2 separate regions of the Mus musculus genome follow, and region 1 is linked to region 2. Evidence: chromatin contacts called from ENCODE Hi-C or POLR2A ChIA-PET data. All regions are on one chromosome and are shown on one strand. The core of a region is the stretch at or near the end of the contact, and the rest is flanking DNA. Distances in the headings are between cores, read along the strand shown. Region 1 holds the start of Ice1 (interactor of little elongation complex ELL subunit 1). Region 2 overlaps Ice1 (interactor of little elongation complex ELL subunit 1).

What was found. Hi-C counts contacts between places; a loop is a spot of excess contacts on that map. ChIA-PET counts read pairs that join two places held with the same protein, here RNA polymerase II (POLR2A).
Region 1: a loop to region 2 is called in a map of gastrocnemius, with 2.3 times the contacts of the local background. The contact joins the promoter of Ice1 here to the enhancer-like site in region 2. A Hi-C loop is called at or near these places in 1 of 37 maps with a recorded cell type or tissue (gastrocnemius). POLR2A ChIA-PET finds 5 or more read pairs at or near these places in 1 of 5 experiments (Patski).

Annotation. Positions count from the first base shown.
Region 1 is chr13:70,635,340-70,640,148 of GRCm38, forward strand. Ice1 (interactor of little elongation complex ELL subunit 1) reads right to left here and starts at 2,295. Exons shown (of 19, transcript NM_144837.3): 1 at 2,178-2,295. The coding sequence starts at 2,258.
Region 2 is chr13:70,587,824-70,593,213 of GRCm38, forward strand. Ice1 (interactor of little elongation complex ELL subunit 1) reads right to left here. Exons shown (of 19, transcript NM_144837.3): 18 at 4,750-4,848; 19 at 866-1,989. The coding sequence ends at 1,778. Among named protein-coding and RNA genes, the nearest start is that of Gm36267, 16 kb to the left of the region's middle. Within about 2 kb of position 2,629, at least 1 of the 3 ENCODE cell types and tissues checked has a DNase peak (open chromatin) inside an H3K27ac peak, as active enhancers do; it is gastrocnemius, where a contact is called at or near this core.

The sequences.
Region 1 (4,809 bases), core at 1,045-3,544, 47 kb after region 2:
CATACAGGATATAAGCACAGAGCCTCCTAGGATGTTCTACCATCTTGCCAGACTCACTTTGCAAATTAAATACAGAGCTCAAGCTAGCTCTGAAACACTACTGCCTGGAAAGCCTTTTCAGAAGCAACCCTCCTCTTGGTGGGAGCACAGCCCTGGGGCTCTTTTACTCTTGTCTGTGGCTGCTTTCACACCTCAGTGGCAAGTGAGCAGGTGTGAACAACTTCCCAAAGCACAGTTATTTATGATCTTGCCTCTTAAGGGAGAAGGTTTACAGACCAGGCCTATACAGAGCTAAAGGAACCTCTCCTTTATTCCCTGCTCCCCAAAGTGTGACCTGGAGGGAGGGAACAAAGGTGTCCTTGGGAAGCAAAAGCAGCAGCTTCCAGGCCAAAATAAAGACAGGCGGTGGGAACAAGAGACCCAGCAAACGGACTGGATGCAGGCTGTCAAAGAAGGAAGGCACCAGGATAGCCACCAGTTTCTGGCCTAAGCAACCTAAAGAAATCAATGGCACTGCTCACTCAACAGGACAGGGACTCCTGGTGAGCAGTGTGTGAATGCAGCTCTCCAGAGGGCTAAGAAGAATGGGTCACACAGCTGTCTGTTCAAATACCTGCAATGATTCACCACCACCTCATCCAGAGAAGCCCAAGCTCATACAACGGTGTGGGTGTATGAGAACCACACAACCAGGGCTCTTCTGGCTCTTCTGACCTCTGCAAATCCTAAATCTTCAGTCTGCTGTGGCCTCACCGGTCTTCTCAAGCACACCAGGAAAGCAACTACCCCAGGCCTTGAGGCATCCACTAGGATGTCGGGCTTCAAAGAAATCAACCGAACTCGCTCTCCTATAACCTTGTTCAAATACGATTTTTCCAAAGACCAGAAAATCTCAGCAGCCAAAAGCCTGGTCCTTACCCACTCTCCCCTCCTACTTTTGCCTGTTTGTTACCAATATGTTGCTTCTAATGTAACTTTCCTCTTCTCTTTGCGTACATTGTTATAAACTAGCAGGGGATCAAAAAATTTGAGTAAATAGGCTCAAAACACAAATATGGTCCATTAAAGAAGCGTTCCATTCAGAATCTTTTAAGGGAGGGGAGGGTTATAAGATGCCTACACGATGTGGCCTAGCTACAACATGGCTTGACTCTCCATCTTCTCTATGAGAGTGCCAAACCATTTCCTATTCTCCAAGCAACTAGAACATACGAATCGGCGCAGAGACATTGCACTTTACAATAAAAAGCAAACTTCCACAGATAGCTAGCTAGTCTGCATCCCTTATCTCGTCTCACCAACCCCGAGGCTGCCACAGGCTTTGCTCATCAAACATCAAGAAACCGTCCCACTTGTTAAAACCGATCTCCAGAGCTACTTTTCAACATTCACAACTCCCACTGCCTCAACACCACCTCACCAGAACCCCCTGACATCTTCCATTATTTCCTTCCCAACATCTAAAATCCTGTCGAGTCGTACTTGCGCACGTTCATCTTATCCGTGTCCAGGTGGTTTACCAGAATATGAACAGTGCTTAGAACACTGGGTAGAAAGGGGATGAACTGAACGGGAGCAAGGGCAAGTTCCGTTTTGCCACTGACAATAGGTGAATGGAACTCTAAGACAGAAAGCTGTGCGAGTCTCCAGCCCTGAGCACTGGGGACTATTTCTATTGCATCAGTAAAACCTAGAACCCATCTGCAGCGATCCATTGTTAAGAACAGGACATGACACTGTAACAAACTACCTAGACCCACGTATGTTTATTGGACAATTTTAATCAGACAACTAACATGCTACTTAACAAAAGCTAAGCTTGGCAGTATATTAATAGATACGTGTAAGCTAAAATGCAGTTCCGTTCCGGAATCTTGGAAGTCTAGCGACCTGGGCACGCAACATAAAACCCTTGCCTTCAAACAACAAATAATTAGGAGTGCGAGGAGGCCTTCATCACAGAGAGGAAGATTCCCTCCGCGCGTAGACAGCGTCACCCACCAACCAAACTGGGCCCTGCAAACCCTGAGTCGGGAAGACGAGGAGTCCTGAAGAGCACGCTCACTCTGTCCGCCGCCGGCATCGCAGCAGCTGAACCAATTCTGTCCGTGATTAAACAAAGCACCGGCACCCGCCCCCAAAACGGCGCAAAAGGGTCAGCCAGGGATCCTGCGTACCTGCTGCAGGGAGGCGCAGCCCTGACACCGCGCGAGGTCGGCTGGCCCGGGCGCCGCCGGGTGCGTCTCGCCGGGCATCATGGTGCTGCGGCCCGGCCTGCAGGGCGCGCGCTCAGGGGCCCGCTGCCTCGGCCCTGCTCCGCCGCCCCAGCCACCGCCAGCCTGGCCGCTTCCCGCCGGGCGCGGGCAGGTCCATGCGTGCGCCAAGGTCCCCGTGGAGCCGGCCTAGGGCTCAGACCAGCGAAGCAGCCCAGGGCACTTGAGAGCGGCGCAGCCCCGAGGGCCCAAAGCGACGACAGCACACGAGGTCCCCGCCCCACCCAGCCCCGCCCCCCGTCGGGGCTGCCCGCAGATCCGCCTGATCAAAAAGCCAGAACGAAGCGTGGTCGTACAAAAAGCAAAGCCTTAGGACACATCTTGGAAGAGATGAACAAGAGCCAGGGCCTGCCTTCACGAACTGTCTGTGCATCTGTCAGCTGCCTCATTACAGGCCCTGTGTAGACGCCTAAATCCCTTCAGCCTCCAAGGGGCGGGGGTTTTGCGATGTCATTGGCATGCCGACCACCGAAGGAGGACCCGAGCCTGGGTTTGGAAAGTGCGAACGCTTCTTGCAGAGCTACTGCACTATTCTCCCAGTAGACAGGCAGGGAGCGGAAGAAAAACTACAATTCCCGGAGTGCCTCGCAGCGGCAGGGTGAGCACCGCCTGGAGGCCAACCTCTAGGGCTCCATGCTCTGCTACTAACGTGTGGGGTGTGTCTGCACGCAGCCAACCAGACAAACCCCTTCGAGCCGGTTTCCCAGTCATCTTCACCCTTAGGCTGGAGAGGTGGAAAGAAGAAATCCTCATTCAGCTTTAAAAGCCACTTGAAATCAGGGCTTGAACTCTCGCTGACATCCTAGCATTGTATCCACTCTCCTCAGAAACTTTGTTGCCATCAGTATCTGTCTACTAGGAAGTTTCTGGCGGCTCCTCATCTTCTGGTTACAAAGTCCCAATCTCAACAACAGTGTTGCATTTATTAGTGAGGGTTCTCTAGAGTCACAGAACTTATGGGTAGACTCTATATAGTAAGGGAATTTATTGATGACTTATACTCTGTAGTCCAACTCGCCAACAATGGTCAGCAGCAGCTGTGAATGGAAGTCCAACGATCTAGCAGTTGCTCAGTTCCACAGGGCAAGCAGGCAAAGAAGAGAGAGCCTATCTTTCTTCATCTAATGTCCTTATGTAGGTCTCTAGCAGAAGATACGGCCCAAATTAAAGGTGTGTGTCACCATGCCTGGATCTGGGACTTGCTTTGTCCCAGATGACCTTGAACTCAGAGAGCTTCCAATCTTAATCTCTTGGGATTCATAGCCAGTATATGCCTCAAGATCTCCACGATAGGGGCTGGTCAGATGGCTCAGCGGGTAAGAGCACCTGACTGCTCTTCCGAAGGTCCAGAGTTCAAATCCCAGCAACCACATGGTGGCTCACAACCATCCGTAACAAGATCTGACTCCCTCTTCTGGTGTGTCTGAAGACAGCTACAGTGTACTTACATATAATAATAAATAAATCTTAAAAAAAAAATCTCCACGATAAGATCCAGGTCAGAAACTTGTATCTCCCAGCCACCAGATTAGGATCACAGGTGAGCCTTCCAATTCTGGATTGTAGTTCATTCCAGATATAGTCAAGTTGACAACCAGGAATAGCCACTATAATTTATTAAGAGGGCATCCAGACCCTGCACATCTGTCCTAAGCCTCGGGATGGAAAATGCAACTCAAAACCCTCACACCCTGTTCTGTCTTCAAGCTATCTTCTTTGACGTTGAAAGACCATATAGATACCCAGAAATAGCTGAATGCCTTGTCATTGCTATTTGCACCCAAGCAAGACAGGCCCATAACCTGACAGTCTGTGTAGAAGGTCCAGGTTTCCTCAGAGGCTGGCGAACAGAATGTGTAAGGTTACAAGAAGAACATGGGTTTTGGTTGGGTCAGAGTCAATCCCCAACTAACAAGCTAGGTCTGGCCACCCAACCTCAACAGGCCAATTAAAGGGCATACTTTATAGTTAAAAGCAGAAAAAGATATCTCCAAAGTGGTCACATTAGGAAGAAGAAAGATCCAGTAATTAAAAAAAAAAAGATTTCCCCAACCTCAGCCCTGATCCAAAGCCCATCTTCAGAATCCTGACCTGGGTTTAGGTTTAAGTAGAGAGCAGGAAGTATGCATGGGTAGTCACGGTAGCTGTGGTCCTTCCTATCATAAACCCACTATTGTGTCTGCTCTAGCTTCTGCTGAAAGGCTATCTGACAAGCTGCCAAAACGGTGAGAAAAATCTTTGTCTAGATACAGGCTTCCGTTCTGGTTGGCTTTTGGCTTCAGCCATTTCCTTCTTCCAACATGGGATTCCTGTGGATACAAGGATCAATGGTCTTACAGTGGGGTTGAGAGCCAGGACACTGGTTCCTCTCTAGAATGCTCTTGTGCTCTCTCTCTCTCTCTCTCTCTCTCTCTCTCTCTCTCTCTCTCTCTCTCTGTCTCTGTGTGTGAGTGTGTGTGTGTGTGTCTGTGTCTGTGTTTGTCTGTCTGTCGGTCTGTCTGTCTTTCTCTTTTCCTGGGACAGTTAGAGAAGGGCA
Region 2 (5,390 bases), core at 1,379-3,878:
AGGAAGAGGAGGGAAAGAGTGAGGAAGGAAAAATCGGAGGATATGAATACGAATGAGCAAGTCAGCGCTTGCTTCCATCAGCTACTGATCCCCAAATCTCTGCCCTGATCTCTAATTTTGCTTATTGGGGGGGGGGGGGGGGAGCTCAAGGCCACCAACAGTTGAATATCTTGCACCCCCTCTTCCTCCTGTACCTGTTGAGGACCTATGTCAATCTGCCTTTCTGGGCGTGCCCAGAGCATCCTTTACCCTTCAGCAGCCCCACACCTCTGGAGGCTAGGGCTAAACAGTGAGACCTGCAGCCCAGCCTTAAGTGCCCTGCAGGCTGCTGTGGAAGAGGATCCCATGGACAGTCACTTGCATTTGGGCCCCACACCTTCTCACCCTCAGCAGGACTACCTTCACTTTCCAGGAGGAATGCGACTACTCCCTCTTCTTGTTAGATGCTCTTCTGGGTCCTTCCAACTTTACCTCCTCAGAGGACCTAGATCTCATGCTGACGTCTGTGCCCCTTCTCTGTGATTACAGACCCATCACTGCCAGGTCCAGTGGGTGATGACTTAAGAGACTTACCCATTGAGAATATGGCTCTCTCTTAACAGGCTCGTTGAGCACTAGCTCAGAGCATAGGCAGAAGGAGGCACTAAAGAAGAACTTCCAAAGGGGCAACCCACTCACTCATGTTTGTGAAAGCTACTTAAGACACAGATGCAAGTCACCAGAACCATTGTCAGGTGTGACTTTATAGACAGCAATTATAACTGAATAGCGAAGTCTACACAGAACCATTTGACACTCCACAGTCTGGGACACATCTTCATCCGCACTACAGATGGGACATCAAGCACCACATAAAACAATCACAACAGTGTGTATGGCTTGCTTTTATTTTTTATTATAAAAACACATACAAGAGTTTTAAGAAATGATGAATATAAGACAAATCAGAATCACAGTGAGTTATTAAACCCATTTCTATATACAAATAAAAAAATTCCGAAAGTGGAATATCATCCAATGTGAGACACATCATAGATAGCACTGTCTGTATGCACACACCCCACAGAGCTGTCCCTATGCACACAGCCCACAGGGCTCTGATGCTCCCTCAGACTGGCCATCTCTACACAGCCAAATGGGAGTCTTGCTCTGTCAGTTAATCCTGATAGTAATTTATGGTTCAGGACATTTACAAATGGGAAGAAACACACTCACATACACTTCCACCAAGTTTGTCCTACTATGGTACTACGGTAGCTGCGCACTATGCTGTGGTTAAACCTCTGGAGCCATTTCCAGCTACAACAGTGAGAGACTTGCTTAGTTCTTGTTTTAAAAGACAATTTGCTTTTGCCTAGCCATTTACTTGAGCATAAACTCTAAAAATGACTCAGGTACCAAACCATGTTTTTGTATGTTTAAGATCATTATAAAAAATGCCACTCAACCTTTAAAAGCCACTAAAAAGGACACTTTTGCAGCCAAAGAAATAAAAAGGGCTAAGTTCAAGTTTTTGTTGTTTGACCAAGATACAATAATACAATCTATATGTCTGTGACCATACAGTCATAACTGAAATGCATGTGGTATAGGGGGAAATGCAGCTGCCTGCCTCTGTCCTCATCAGACCACGAGGCGCGCTCCTGTCATCTGCATCATGCCGTTCTCTGCTGAAAGAAGGCAAGAGCTTTACAGTAGAGCTGGCTAAAGCCCTTCTCTCTGCAGTGATCGTGACCTTCCGGTAAGCCTCCTGTCTCAGGGAGCTGACAGCCAGCTCTCAGGGTGCAGAGTCTCCTTTGCTTGTACAGCCAGCCGAGCCATCAGCACTCAGAGAGCCAACCTCTTCCAAACAGTGGACAATGGCGGATGGAATAGCGTTGGAAGTTTGTGTTCGCCAAGCTTCTAGAATCTTGGATATCTCTGCTGGATTGCTAGGACTCAAGTCACAAAGGGCATACACAGCTGCAAGCTGTACACCCCATGGGATATCTGAAAAGGATTTTCAAATCAGTTATAATACATCGACAAAGAAAGCATCTGGTAGCATCTCCGCGTATGACCTAAAGAAAACTACTCAGACATGGACTATTTGCGGCCACTAATGAGAAAGTCACATTACAAAGAAAAATGTCTCACAACAAAAATGTTCATTCAAGACCTGTCTACAAATGAAAACTAAGAGCTCCCTGTCCCTCTGGGCACTGGCTGTTACCAGTTACATGGGGTTACTCCTCTAACCCCATGAAGCTGGAAAAACACGAGGAACCTCTAACAACACCAACTAACACAAAACGCTCAGCCTCCAGCACAGACATGAAAATCATAATAACTTTAGTCTATTTTTACTAAGTAGTCCATTTATACAAAAGCCTACCCTTGTGTCAACTGACACCAGATGAGACTATGATTCTGAGCCAGTGTGACTCCAGACAAGAATAACTTCAGCCAGTGTGACTCCAGGCCAATTTGAGCCTAGGCCAGTGTGGCTCCACGCCAGTGTGACTCAAGATCAGTGTGGCTTTGGGTTAGTGTGACTCTAGGCCGGCATGGATCTAGGCCAGTGACTCTAGGCCAGTGTGACTTCAGGCTAATATAGCTCCAAATCAGTATAACTGCAGGTTAGTTTGGCTCCAGATCAGTTTGACTCTAGGCCAGTGTGGCACTAGGCCAGTGAGACTCGAGACCAGTGTGGCTGTAGATCAGCGTGACTCGAGACCAGTGTGGCTGTAGATCAGCGTGACTCCAGATCAGTTTAATTCCAGGTCAGTTTGGCTCCAGACCAGTGTAACTCCAGGCCAGTGTGACTCCAGGCCAGTGTAGATCTAGGCAAGTGTGGCTCTAGGCCAGGATGGCTAGAGGCCAGTGTGATTCTAGCTTAGCATTTCTCTAGACCAGTGTGGCTTAGCGTTTCTAAGCCAGTGTGGCCCCAGGGCAGCATGACTCTAAACCCAGTATAACTCCAGACCAGCATGGCTCCTGGGCAGTGTGATTCTAGGCCACTGTGGCTCTAGACCAGTGTGGCTCTAGGCCAGTTTGACTCTAGACCAGTGTGGCTCTAGGCCAGTGTGACTCCAGACCAGCATGGCTCCAGGCCATTATGACAGATGTAGTTTAACCAGAGTGCCATTATCATTATGTTGGCAAAAGTTTACTTTTTAAAATCTAATTTATTAATTTATAACTTAGTTAATGTAATTCACTGAATTCTAAATGTTTCAGGAGCTAAAGTTCATTATTAGCCATGTATCTCCATCTTCTATGAGCAAGGCAGGGATAAACAAGGCAAATTAGAATTTCAGGCTGTGTCCCTCATGCAAATGCATATCCACATATCACAGATTGGATTAATCTCTAACCATGACATTCATTTATGACCCATATATGCCTTACATGCATAGCAAAGGTAATCCAATATAACAAACTAATACGTTCATGCTATTTAGCAGATTCATGATAGGAATTTTATAGCTCTGGTATTTTGTCAGTGTTTAAAAATTTTAGATTTTCATTTTCTGCCAAGGGCAGCTCTGGAAGGTTCCCCTCCTCAAATAGGAAGCAAAGGCCAGAGAAATCCATGTGTCTACATGTTAGTTCTAATTGAGAATTTAGAAGAATTTCTTCCCTGATACCGAAGAATCAAGAAAAGCATACATATGGCTCTTTTCAGAGTCAGGACTCAACGAGACATGAACGAGGCATTGACAGCCTTAAGCAGGTTTCCAGACTGCAGCACTCAGGCCGCAGCAACAGGGGTGACAGGCACTGCAGGCTCCTTACTGTTCCCTCTGGCATTTAGTGTATGAAATGAGGACAGTGCCTTTCCACCTCCAGGGAGCTAGGAGGCATGTACTAATATACACGGCTTTTAGGTTACACCCATGACAGCAACACAGTCCAGGCCGCACATGTTAGTGAGACACCTTACAAGCTATGACCCTGACTACCTTTTATATCAAGTAGTATCCAAATTGTCATCAAGAGCACTTTCCTATGGAAGCAATGAACACTGCCTTAGCAGCAGGACAGTGTCTAGAGAAACTGCTTACAGCTGCTACTCATGTGCCTGGCACGCACATCAGACCTGCCACCCAGAACTGAAGACAAAGACCTGTGGCTAGGAGTAGCCCAGTGCCACCGGGTGTCTAAGCTGTCAATTTGTATATCTAGTACAAAGCTGTTTACATTATTCATTCACTGCTCAATATTCAAAAGAGACACCAGACTCATCATTCGAAGGGTTACTCTGAGTTAAGCTTTACCCACAAAAATAAGACATTAAATTATATGCCATGAAATCCATAATGGTTAACACAAGGGCCCACTCTGCTACAGGACACTCCCCTTTGGCTGCTGTGCAGGTTTTCTCTGAGGATACAGCCCAGGAGGCAGCCTCATGGGCAGTTTTTCAGTTGTGGATTCCTCCTCTCAGATGACTGCAGTCTGTGTCAAGTTGACACAGAACTAGCTAGCACACTATCTACCCAAGAAGGCAGCAGGTATTTTGTGCTCATACATGCATGGGTGAGAGGTGGTAAGCCATTCTCAGGATGCTTCCTGAATGACAAGGCACCAGTCCTGGAGCAGAGTTCCCTTTTTTGAGGAAGAACTGCTCGTCAGAGCAACTGACCCTTGAAGATACAACACACCACAAAAGGTCAAAAGCACATGAATTTAAGTTGGAAGGACTGGCTCATGTCCTCAGGACATGAAGGGAGAACAGTTCAAGGGTAATGAAAGCCACAGTCTTACCTTCATCCTGAGCATGTTGTATGAACATACCAATAACCGAGCTGATATTCTTCACAGCAGTTGGAAACCCCTCCTTCAAACCCAACTGGCCTAATCGACCTGAAGTAACAAAACACAGCAAAGCAGAGTTCAATAAATGTTGGCTAATATTTCCTGGAAACTGTAATTCATGTCTTATTTTGTTAATTTTTTTCCATTTCCCACCATACATGGTATAGTTTAAGCCTGAAGACCTGTAGTGCAGTGTGGGCTACCACTCAGTGAGACAGCTGAGGCCACAGGGCTCATAGCACAAATCGATGCACCCTGCCACTCAGAGTGCTGCTCACCACCTCGTACCCATGCGAAAGCACAAACACCTGCTGCCTTCTTACAATGTCAATTGATATAGGCTAAAGTCACTAAGAAGAAGGAATTGCAATTGAGAAAATGCATCCATAAGATCAGGCTATAGGCAAGCCCATAAGGCATTTTCTTAATTAATGATTGCTGTGGGAGGGCCTAGTTCATTGTGGGCGGTGCCATCCACGGATTGGTGGTCCTGGGTTCTCTGAGAAAGCAGGCTGAGCAAGCCAGTAAGCGGCACTCCTGCAGAGCCTCCACATCAGTTCCTACCTCCAGGTTCTTGTCCTGACTTCCTT